Linked DNA regions of Homo sapiens: region 1 is linked to region 2. A link is a contact called in ENCODE Hi-C or POLR2A ChIA-PET data. All regions are on one chromosome and are shown on one strand. Each heading gives the region's core, a stretch centred on a gene start or an enhancer-like site at or near the end of the contact. The rest is flanking DNA. Distances are from core to core; before and after follow the strand shown.

Region 1 (6,417 bases), core at 359-2,858, 33 kb before region 2:
CCTAGTGTTTTGTACCTCACCTAGGAGTGATCCATATGCCACTGAGATATTTTTACATTAACAAGTTAATGAAGAAAAAGGCATTTTATGTGTGCAATATGGACTTATTACTCACATACTTTAATAACCTGTTATACAGACTATAAACAATAATTTCCATAATGATAATATAGATCACATAAATATTTAGCTACTACTTACACAACTCTGTGTTAAAGTATTTCTTTTTACTAATAAATTCTGAACTTGTTAATATTTACTGGTTATTTATCGGTTATTTTTTCCTATAAGTGCATTCCTAAAAGGCAATTCATGATACCCTTTCAGCTCCCCATAAGATGACTGGAACTATTACCCAGCTACCACTCATGCACACACCAAGCACTATAAGGAACATGAATTCCAAAATACTGAATTCTTAAAAAAAATTATATATATATTCTTTTAAAAAATCATATATATGTCTGTATGTATGTGTGTATGTAGTAGGGAAGAAAAAGCATCTTGAAGGCTTAAAAAAAAAAACTCTCCACGAAACACATACCTACAAACTCCACAAACCTATTGGGTCCCTTAAATATACAAGTCAAGAAAATTTCTAGTCTCCTAAATGTCACTATAAAAGTATGTATAACTCCTATTCAGGCAAATATTCCAGAATAGTCTACTAAAACCGAAATGTCCTATCTTAAAAAAAAAAAAATTTTTTTTTGAGATAGGGTCTTACTCTGTTGCCCAGGCTGGAGTGCAGTGGTACAATTATAGCTCACTGCAGCCTTGGACCCCTGGGCTCAAATGATCCTCACGCCTCTGCCTCTCAAGTAGCTAGGACTACAGGCATGTACCCACCATGCCCAGCTAATTTTTAAAGAAAATTTTTGTAGAGATGATATCTCACTACGTTGACCAGGCTGGTCCTGAACTCCTCCCACCTTGTCCTCCCAAAGTGCTGCGATTACTAGCGTGAACCATCATGCCAAGCCAAACTGAAATGTTTTAATTAGAAGCACTGACTCGGGATATCCATTTGTAAAAACTGACTTCTTTCATGGAGTCATGAAGGAGCCAAGGAGTTCTAGAACATCACACTAATTTAAAATAATTCTACCCTACAATTTTCATGCTGATATAGCTATTTCCTTTCCCTCACTGCCTTTGACCAACATTTATTTACTGCAAAGGGTTCATTTCTGTTTCTGAAGTTCAGGAAATTACTTTTTAAACGAAGTCATAGGTGGAAGGGGCATGTTATTTATACTCCCCTCGGCCCTAAGTTTCTGAGTTCCTCCTTAAACCAAAAACTGAGGAAGATCAACTACCTGATTAAAATGGCACTCCTTGCTCAAAAGTAACCAGTACTCAATAAATACTAGGGTCCAGAAAATCCTTGGCATTCAAGCAGGTTATGTGTCCCAAGAGCTTAAGATCTCTAAATTTCCAAACATTACCATAGTACATAATCTCCTCCATTTCATCATTTGTAAAATTAAGACAGCTGTATCTTCTCCCCAGGGTTTTTATAAACATGAAGGAAACCCCCATATATTAAATGGGGGCAAAGCCAAGCTGAAAAGCTGGGCAGCAAGCCAAGGTGACTCATTAGCTCCATACTCCTGAACACCAGCCTTGAAGCAATACAATTCAAAAACACACCTCAACAAACTTACACATTTCTAAAGGTCACATATCTCCAGGAGTAGTTTAGCAATAGTAACAACCATAAATGTCAGATCCTCAAGTTTCAAGGGTCCACTGTAATTTCCACATCATACCAGCAAATCTGCCACGAAGAGTGGCTAAGCATATTTTACTGAGCTCTCTCAAGTATATTTCAAAAGTAGCATCTTTCGAAAAGCCACGAGTGGGGTCCAATCTTTACACACAAAGTAAAGTAGTTTAATTTAACAATCTGTAAATGAGTGTCTACAATAACCATAAATAGCCCAACTCATGTTGGTTTTAAGTAGTATTTTAAAAGCAATAAAAGAATGCTGAAAATTCCTAATATACAAATACTTCATATCCCTTTCTAGCCAGTCAAGGTTGGTGGAGAAGCGGGCTAAGTAGAAAAATTTATCTGAATCTTAGTGAGATTTCTATATAACTTTTAATTTTGCTTACCAAGCTCCATGTGTTCATCACAGGAGTTATATCCAGGTGAAGATGGCAAATTCTCATTACACTGCAGCAACTCCAATGAGTCATTCATTCCTGAGGCTCTCTTGTCCATCACCAACAGGAGTTTCTGTACTGCATTAGGCATCTGATTTGTCTTCACTTCCCACACCATGTTATGGTGCTCTGACTTAAAATAAAAACGACATTAAGAAATGATGTCAAGCCATGCAATTTGGGCAGTACACAAACCTAAAATAAATCAGAGACATGACAATGTTGTTTTGTTTTTTTTTTGAGACATAGTCACACTCTGTCACCCAGACTGCAGTGCAGTGGCGTGATCTCGGCTCACTGCAAACTCCACCTCCTGGGTTCAAGCGATTCTCCCGCCTCAGCCACCTAAGTAGGGGGGATTACAGGCACATGCCACCACGCCGAGCTAATTTTTGTATTTTTAGTAGAGATGGGGTTTCGTCATGTTGGCCAGGCTGGTCTTGAACTCCTGACCTCAAGATATCCGCCCACCTGGGCCTCCCAGAGTGCTGGGATTACAGGCGTGAGCCACCACGCCCGGCCACAGTGTTAGATTTTAACTTAATCATACACTGCCATTTATAGCTCCCTCAAATCCTTTAGACCCGGATGACTCCTTAACATCTTGGCCTACAACTGAATACTCAGCACTAAATCACATTTCAATCCCAAAAGATTAATATCTTGAATTATAAAAAAAAGTCTTTTCTGCTGAGGAAAAATGGCATTGTATATACTTTTATTTAACCTAGTAACCGTCCTTTCAGATGCAAAAACTGAGACTAATAGGACTCTTTTTTTCACTTGTACCTTCAAATTCAAAAGGAAATTTAAAAACTTTCCTTAATAAAAGTTAAAAAAAACTGGAAGAATATTCTATTTTGTCCTTTTTTAAAGATTCTATTTTAATGTCTCTATTTACTGTGTTTTTTATTTTGTTTCTTCATTCTGAAAGTGAACTACTTCAGCACACTTAAAAAAATACATTTTCTTTTTTTTGAGACGGAGTCTCGCTCTGTCACCCAGGCTGGAGTGCAGTGGCACAATCTCGGCTCACTGCAACCTCTGCCTCCTGGGTTCAAGCGATTCTCCTGCCTAACCCTCCCTAGTAGCTGGGATTACAGGCGCGTGCCACCACACCCAGCTAATTTTTTGTATTTTTAGTAAAGACAGGGTTTCACCATGTTGGCCAGGCTGGTCTCAAACTCCTGATCTCAGGTGATCCACCCGCCTCGGCCTCCCAAAGTGCTGGGATTACAGGCATGAGCCACCGCACCTGGCCAAAAAAAGTACATTTTCTAAATAACATTTCAGAGTTTCTTAAAATGGTCATATATTACAATTCTCATAAAAATAAAAATGTTCTTAGGTTTTCTTAATGAAAATTTGGGACCTAGCCATAATAAAAGATACCTGTCATTCTGAATAGGATATTATGTATAGAAAGATGAATAATCATCATGGGAAATTTAAACAACTAGTAAATCTACCTGCAAGCCTACAAAATTATCACAAGGAAGAGAATATGGGTTAATAAATTTAAATAATTTCTCAGCAAAATCCAACAACTAAATATTATTATGAAAGGAAAATGTGGTTGTCTCTTTTATTTCACCCTTTGGACAACGATCGAATTAGTTCTTTATTTAACATAAGCAACAATGGTAAGATTTTTCTGATTTCTCAGGCTCTAGTCTAAATTCCATTTTTTAAAAAAGTTCTAGCCTGATGCAGTAGCTCATGCCTATAGTTCCAGCTACTTAGGGTAGACTGAAGGGGGACGACAACTTCAGCCTATGCGTTGGAATCCAGCCTGGGCAATGTAGCAAGACCCCCCCTCTTAAAGAAAAAGTTCTAATGAGTGAATATGAAATACACAAAAAAATCCTGACTTTTGCAACAACATATTTTTCCTCAAAATAAAGCAATAAAATATATTGCTGTTAAAAGTCACTGAAAGTCAAGCACCCAGTGCAGGCTGATCAAAACTGCACTGAAAAAATGTTAATCACTTAATATTTATAAGCTTTCTAAGTCATGATGTTAATTACCAATAAACACCGATGACACTGATAAATTTCTTTCTACGAAGACTTTTTCATGATCTTTTTGGTTTTGAAATGTATTCCTGACTAGAAAATACAATCACTGTGAAAAAAAATGGGAAAAAAAATTTTTTTGGAAAAAAAGGAATATGATTACTTCTAACCCCACCAACCAGACTTAGATATTTTTACATTTTGATGTATTACAATCCAATTTCTTCTTCATGTACACATATACTCAATCATGTTTTTCTTCATATTTCATATTATAGTTTGATACCTTTTGGCCTAATATAAGTTCATAAGCATTTTCCTATGTTATTTTTTCAAAGCTCTAAATGGTTAAATATACATCAGAAGGATGTACCGAAATTCACTTATCCCCTCTACTACTGAATATGCTATTCCCAGTTTCTTCACTCTTCTAAACACTGAATTTATATTCTTATTTTTTAAAAGTATTTGCTTACATCTGATTATTTTAGATTGCTAGATACAGCGTTCTTGACACATAGCCCAACTGCATGCATATTGCCTTACTGTATGTCTAATATTCTATTTTGGATGCTATCTGCCTATATCCCTCAAAAATAACCCTTAGCCTGGGCACTGCTTTAGAGCCTTGCTCAATACTGACTATACAATTTGCTACTATTATGGTGTAGCAAAAAGGGCACTGGGTTAGATGTAAGGAAACGGGTTTTGATTCCAACTTGATCACTTACCAAATATATGACCTAAGTGACTGAGTTTCTCTTCATCTGTAAAATAGAGCTAATGATACCTGCCCTACTCTCCTCTGATAGTAGTTGTGAAGATGAAATGAAATAGTGAAAAAAGTGTAAAATGACGTCTTTTGAAATTTTTTTATCCCCAGACATAGGGCAATATTAAACATACTTTGGGTCTGTAATGTCCTAAATAGAACAGCTACTGAAAATACATAATTAACAGGTGGAAACCAGATAGCTATTCAGTTTCAACAGTCTCCTCCCTAGGAGATATTATGACAAGTCATCCAGCACATCTCCATAAAAATCATGTATCATGCCATTACTTCAAGCCCCTAAAAGATGAAATTTGGAAGAAATTAACGCTTCTCCAGTTTAGTACAATGTACTGATCACAATCAGTCTTAGCATATAGTTACAGCAAATATGCTAGGATATAACAATTTCCCCCACAGAACTAGCGACTAGAGAAAATGTGTAACACAAATCTATTTCTCAAGTATGAAATCACGATTTTAAGCCTCCACTCTCTCCCTGAAAAAAAAAAAAAAAAAAATGGAGCAAATTTAATTTCATCAGTGATTCTCTACTCTGTGGCACACGAAATCATACATATGCTTAAAAAAATGTTGTCCAGGCCCCATCCCCAGAGGATCTGATCTGTTTGGTGTGGGGTATGGCTTTGTGCACTAGTTTTTGTTTCCAGGTGCAGAATACTGAGATACACTGGGCTAAAAATGGTTGCTAAATTCCTACTTATTAAAAAAATCATTTATTTAATAAATACTATGTACAGGGCATTGTATTAGTTGCAATGCTGGATCTCACTAATGAACAATTCATCATGAGTCTGACTTTAGTGGAAAGATATAAGCAAATGACCATAGTTCTACAGAGCAGGACTTGGCTATGAATGGGTTAAAAGAAAAGAAGGGGCTAGATCAGTGGTTCACGCCTGTAATCCCAGCACTTTGGGAAGCCGAGGAGGGCGGATCACGAGGTCAGGAGTTCCAGACCAGCCTGACCAACATGGTGAAACTCAGTCTCTACTAAAAATACAAGAATTAGCCAGGTATGGTGGCACGCGCCTGTAATCCAACCTACTCAGCAACCTGAGGCAGGAGAATCGCTTGAACCCGGGAGACAGAGGTTGCAGTGAGCCGAGATCGCACCACTGCACTACAGCTTGGGCAACAGAGCGAGACTCCATTTCCGAAAAAAAAAAATGAAAAAAGAAAAAAAGCCGGGTGCGGTGGCTCACGCCTGTAATCCCAGCACTTTGGAAGGCTGAGGCGGGCAGATCACGAGGTCTGGGGATAGAGACCATCCTGGCTAACATGGTGAAACCCTGTCTCTACTAAAAATACAAAAAATTAGCCAGGCATGGTGGCGGGCGCCTGTAGTCCCAGCTACTCGGGAGGCTGAGGCAGGAGAATGGCGTGAACCTGGGAGGCAGAGCTTGCAGTGAGCTGGGATTGCGCCACTGCATT
Region 2 (6,181 bases), core at 937-3,436:
ATTTATTTTAAAATATACAATTTTATTATTGACTATGGTCACCCTATTGTGCTACCAAATACTAGGTCTTATTCATTCTTTCTTATGCCAACATAATAAGGCTGAATTTAAATGAACTAGTGCAATGGAGAAAAATGCCAGTATAGATGAAAGTCTCTAGGTGTGATGGACTGCAACTGAATGTTTCTATCACTCTAAAATCCCTCTGTTGAAATCCTAATCACCCAGGATAGTATTAGGTGGTGGAGCCTTTGGAAGATGGTTAGGTCATGAGGCTGGAGCCCTCATGAATGGGATTAATGTCCTTATAAAAGAGATCCCAATGAGCTCCCTTGCCCCTTCCACCATGTGAGAACACAAGTAGAAGACGCTGTCTGTTAAACAGGAAAACAAGCCCTCACCAGACACCGAATCTTCTGGTGCCTTGATCTTGGACTTCTCAGCGTCCAGACCATGAGAAATAAATGTATGCTGCTTAAGCCACCCATTCTATAACAGTCTGTCATAGCACCCCAAAAGGACTAAGACACTAGGAAATTAAACATCTTGTTTCCCAATTTGGTATTGGCTGTAATTTGGACTTGTTTTACTCCTAATACTTTTTTTAAAAGAAAATTTTACAAGATAATTAGCACAAATATTGAAATTATTTCCAAGCCTGGCTCTGCATCAGAATAAGCTATAGTATTAAAAAAGATTTCTGAGACACCAGACCTTAATGACTCAAGATCTCTGCATGTAGGGCTCAATAATTCATAAATGCTCCCAAAGTGATTCTGATATGTAATCAGGTTTGGAAATCAGGTATAACACCATTGTATGGACAGCGGTTATTGCAAAACAGAGAAGACTCAAAATAGCTTAATGATTTAGAAACTAATCATAATCAGTTATATCTCTCAGAAAGAATTTTCCATTAGTAACCTACCTCTTCACACCCACTGTGACATATAAAGTCCAGAATTTCAAATACTTTCATCCTGAAGCCATTTCAAAAATCACCTTTCCAAATCATCAGTATAGTCACGTAGATCATGTTAGCCCTAAGGCTAATAGTGACCAAATATTATTTACAGAGTGAGACTATTCTGCAATGGACTTTTCTCTTGGGCTTTTTTTGCTTATCTTTACACACCTGTATTTATAAGGCAGACCTCCAGTCTGTTGACCTTAAAAGAAAAATTTATTTTCTACTCGACTCTCCCTGAGAAGGAGTTATTATAATTAGTCAAGTCACCCTTAAAAAGTAGGCTTGAAATACTAAGTAATTATGTTAATTATTCTAACTTTTTTAGAAAGCTATTATATGTCAGGAGGATTATCACAAACTGCCCATTTTTATAAAATTTAATAACATGTATAGACTACTAAAAAGCTCTGAAAATGCTTAATCCTATCTTAGGAACTTAAGTAGTACGTGCACTAGGAAATTCTGGGTCTTTTATACCCCATTAAAGTTTCTACAAGGGCTAAAAACTATCAGTATTCAAAGAGGCCAACCTATAAAACAGTTGATCTTATTCTGAAGATGTGCAAGGAGGCAGTTTCCTCACTGTGTGACAATCTGACAATCTGAATCTGAACGGCAACCCCATTGGAATGACTACATTTGAAAAGTAAACCTTCCTGAATAAAACAGGTCATGGCAGATGCTAGATTTATCCCACCACTTTAATTACAGGCAGACAAAGACTTCTGTGGGTGAAGGACTGTCCTGGTTTGAAGTTTTTTCTTTGCTGGCTTTGGGTATTCAAATCACTGACAGTTCTTTCCTTTTCCTGAGACAATTCAGCTTTTCCTCTAAACCTTAAAAAAGTGACTCATCACATTTTTAAATAAGTATATAATAACTGGTTCCAATTAAAAGAAATGTAAAATGTCTTGTCTCTTTGATCAAGAGATATTTTTTATCAGCTGAATTGACTTCAGAGTCAAATGCTGAACTGTGACTAAATAATGTGTGACTTCCACAATGCTATATACAGTAGTCCTTGGAAATGAGACTTTTAACAGACTTCATATTTACTTCAACCTCTTCTCTTTCCACAAAAGGATTTGAGAGAAATAACCCAATAAATGCATGTCAAAACTAGTGGGTGGGCTATTTTCAACAATTTTAAAAGAAAATACATATACTGTAAACATTTCCCTAAATCGATGCTGTTTAAGGTTTGGCCTGACATCAGGCAGTACTGCCATCTCCTGGGAGCTGATGAGAAATGCAAAAATCACGGGCCTCACCCCAGAACCACTGAATCAGAATCTGCATTTTAACTGGATTCCCAGGTGATTTGTAAGCATATTAAAGTTTGAGAATCACTACCTTAAATACAATCCTCCAGAAGGAGCTTTAGTAGTGCCTAATAATTTGCATCCTATCATATGTGAAAATATTGCCCGAATGTATCTTTAAACCAGCTTTTAAGTCTTGCGGGAATACCACATTAAGAAATGTATTTAAAAGTACTAATGCTCAGGTCCCAGTGCTGAAGATTCTGATCAATTTGCCCATGGTGAGGTCTAGGTAAGAGGATTTTTTTTGAGACAGAGTCTCGCTCTGTCGCCCAGGCTGGAGTGCAGTGGTGCAATCTCAGCTTCACTGCAAGCTCCGCCTCCCGGGTTCATGCCATTCTCCTGCCTCAGCCTCCTGAGTAGCTGGGACTACAGGCACCCACGACCGTGCCCGGCTAATTTTTTGTATTTTTAGTAGAGACGGGGTTTCACCGTGGTCTCGATCTCCTGACCTCGTGGCTAGGTAAGAGGATTTTAAAAAAATACTCCAGGTAATTCTGATGTGGGGCACATGAGCACAGCCACCAAGCATTTTTTCCCTACACAACTGCTTTTAAATGCAGAGTAGTTACCAATCAATTTATAGCACCAAGAGCATCCTTTTATACTGGTTTCTCAAACTCCGAATTTCTGATGCAGTAGGTCAGAATCAGTGGGTGGGGCCCCAGAATGGGCATTTCTAAAAAGTTCCCAAGTGATACAGCTGCCAGTGTTCAGGGGACCACACTCTGGGAGCCACAACTTTATCAGATTATAATACTTACCTCAGAAAGCTATCTGAGAAAAAGTACTTAAGGCTGTGTTTGTATGGCTGGTTATTTTCTAAGAGTGGGTAAGACAGGAGCATTCTGAATCTGAGTGTCTTTCCTGGGCCACCAGGTCCCAAGCTCCTGACTGGACTGGAGGAGTGGGGGCAATGACATCAGGATCTGACTTAGTGAAGTCTTAGTGCCCTACAGTTCAGCATTCAGTGGCTGCTTAATAAATTACCTGATGACTGATGATCTTTAAATTAAAATACTACATGCGGCAATTTGTAACACCGTCATAGCAATTGCTACAAATCATAACATTCAGGTCAAATAAGTATTTTACTCACCAAACCCCACAGAGCACCAGGAGAGGTAGCAGTGATTGTAGCTGCTCTGGGTGTATTGTACATTAAGGCCAGTTCGCCGAAACTCCCACGATTATCATAGTTACCAACACATCTTCCAACACCATCACATTTCACATAAATATCAAATGTGCCTCTGTTGGACATATGTAGATTGGAGGTTAATTCAAATAAAATATCATTAAAATAAAACATTATTTCAGAAAAGAGCCCTGTGAAATAAAAATCTTATTTCCAGCCTGTTATCCCCTCCGATGACAATAAAGGGGAATCAATCTGTGCCATCTGTTCCAGACCATGTGCCTGCTGGGAAAAATGGGACTAAACAATAAAAATTTGGAATAAGGAATGATAAAACTATAACTAAAGACTACAACCAAATAGTATATGCATAAAAAACCATCTGGAGAGGCCGGGTCTCACACCTGTAATCACAGCACTTTGGGAGGCTGAGGCGGGTGGATCACCTGAGGTTAGGAGTTTGAGACCAGCCTGGCCAACATGGTGAAACCCTGTCTCTATTAAAAATACAAAATATTAGCCGGGTGTGATGGCGGGATCCCATAATCTCAGCTACTCGGGAGGCTGAGGCAGGAGAATCACTTGAACCTGGGAGACGGAGGTTGCAGTGAGCCGAGATTGTGCCACTGCACTCCAGCCTGGGTGACAAGAGCAAAACTCCAACTCAAAAAAAAAAAAAAAAAAAAAAATCATCTGAAGAGGCTGGGTGTGGTGGCTTACTTACATCTGTAATTCCAGCAATTTGGAAGTCCAAGGTAAGAGGATCACTTGAGCCTAGGAGTTCAAGACCAGCCTGGGCAACATAGCAAGATCCCATCTCTATAAAAAATTAACCTTAAAAAAAGAAAGAAAATCATCTGAAGAAACATTTATCAAATCACTGACTGTAGTTATCTAAAAGCATAAGAATAGTGAGGGATTCTAGGCATATTCGCTATCTAATTTAAGAGTTTCTGTTTGTAACATGAACATATTATTACTTTTGTGATCAGAAGAAAATAACTTTTTAAAAAGAATCTAGCTATAGCAATTTGGTTAGCCACTACTCTACAAAACTTACTAGGGTCCTTTATAATCTATAGCAGACGTTGGCAAACTATAGCCCACAAACTGGCTATCTGCTTTTGTAAATAAAGTTTCACTGCAATATAAACACTCTTGTTTGTTTATGTGTTATCTATGGCTGGTTTTATGCTACAACTGCAGAGTTGAGTAGTTACAACAGAGAACATATTGGCCTGCAAAGCCAAAAATATTTACTCTCTGGCCCTTTACTTTAGATCAACCCCCATTCTAAAGTTAAAAAGTAGAAATTCAGACTAGATATCTAACTCTGGTCTTTTTATAGTTTTTTGGTGCTTATCTTTTAACTGGGGTTCTTTTTCTAGGCAAATAAGGTTCAGTTTGCATGTCACTGCACTTCCTATTACCCAGACCCTATATTCACGTAAACTGCATTCTTTGTGTGGATGACTGACTTTCCGCATACTGTATTTTATCAGAGAACATGCTTTCAAGGCTTGCACCTGTGAGGGCAGATAGAAAAAATTCTTTGGCTTTATTCTGTTGACTAAACCCTAACACAGACAAAGAGTGGGGACGTGCTGCTAAAAAAAAAAAAAAAAAAAAAAAAAAAGTGGCTTTTAACATTAGAAAATTATTATGGGCCAGGCCTGGTACCTCATGCCTGTAATTCCAATGTTTTGGGAGGCCAAGGTGGGAGGATTTGAATCCAGGAGTTCAAGACCAGCCTGGGCAACATAGCAAGACTCTGTCTCTACAAAAAACCAAAAAATTAGTCAAGTATGGTGGCACATGCCTGTACTCCTAGCTACTTGGAAGGCTGAGGCAAGAGGATCGCTTGGGCCCAGGAGTTCAAGGCTGCAGTGAGCTGTGACTGCACCACTGCACTCGAGCCTAGGCAAGAAAGTGAGACACTCTCCCTGCCCCTCCAAAAAAGAAAGAAAAGGATTATTAATAATAAAGAAGCAATAACAGCAGAAACATGATAGACAGAAGAAAATAATTGGCTTTCATGGCCAGGCACAGTGGTTCACGCCTGTAATCCCAGAACTTTAGGAGGCCAAGGTGGGCAGATCACAAGGTCAGGAGTTTGAGACCAGCCTGGCCAACATGGTGAAACCCCGTCTCTACTAAAAATACAAAAAAATTAGCCAGGCGTGGTGGCAGTCACCTGTAATCCCAGCTACTCGGGAGGTTGAGGAAGAAGAATCACCTGAACCCAGGAGGACAGTGGGTGCAGTGAGCTGAGATTGCGCCACTGCACTCCAGCCTGGGCAACAAGAGCAAGACTCCGCCTCAAAAATAAATAAATAAATAAATAAATAAATAAATAAATAAATAAATAAGAAAAGAATTGGTTTTCAATGTCATTCACGGATAGAATGACTGTTTCAAGGGAAACTACTAGAATTTGTCCCATGGATAATCATTTTTCAAGTACAGGGTTAGTTTCCCTCATCCAAAATTCTTGGGACCAGAAGTGTTATAGATTTTAGATATTTTCAGATTTTAGAATATTTGCATATATAGAATGAGGTATCTTGGGAATGAGACCCAAGTCTAAATACAAAATCAGTTTATGTTTCATATATACCTTATACACACAGCCTCAATATAATTTTATTTAATATTTTGAGTAATTTTGTACATGAAACCAAATTTGTGTACATTGAACCACCAGAAAGCAAAGGTGTCATTATCTCAACCACCCATGTGGACAATCTGTGG

Evidence for each region. Hi-C counts contacts between places; a loop is a spot of excess contacts on that map. ChIA-PET counts read pairs that join two places held with the same protein, here RNA polymerase II (POLR2A). Pooled maps may share reads with other maps.
Region 1: a loop to region 2 is called in a map of CD8-positive, alpha-beta T cell, with 2.4 times the contacts of the local background. The contact joins two enhancer-like sites. A Hi-C loop is called at or near these places in 1 of 168 maps with a recorded cell type or tissue (CD8-positive, alpha-beta T cell) and 5 of 50 pooled maps. POLR2A ChIA-PET finds 5 or more read pairs at or near these places in 3 of 52 experiments (HCT116, WTC11 and activated T-cell).

The regions. Positions count from the first base shown.
Region 1 is chr7:107,175,767-107,182,183 of GRCh38, reverse strand. It overlaps HBP1 (HMG-box transcription factor 1), which reads right to left. Exons shown (of 11, transcript NM_012257.4): 2 at 2,122-2,305. The coding sequence starts at 2,290. Among named protein-coding and RNA genes, the nearest start is that of HBP1, 10 kb to the right of the region's middle. Within about 2 kb of position 1,608, at least 6 of the 41 ENCODE cell types and tissues checked have a DNase peak (open chromatin) inside an H3K27ac peak, as active enhancers do.
Region 2 is chr7:107,143,672-107,149,852 of GRCh38, reverse strand. It overlaps PRKAR2B (protein kinase cAMP-dependent type II regulatory subunit beta), which reads right to left. Exons shown (of 11, transcript NM_002736.3): 6 at 3,392-3,545. Among named protein-coding and RNA genes, the nearest start is that of HBP1, 22 kb to the left of the region's middle. Within about 2 kb of position 2,186, at least 3 of the 41 ENCODE cell types and tissues checked have a DNase peak (open chromatin) inside an H3K27ac peak, as active enhancers do.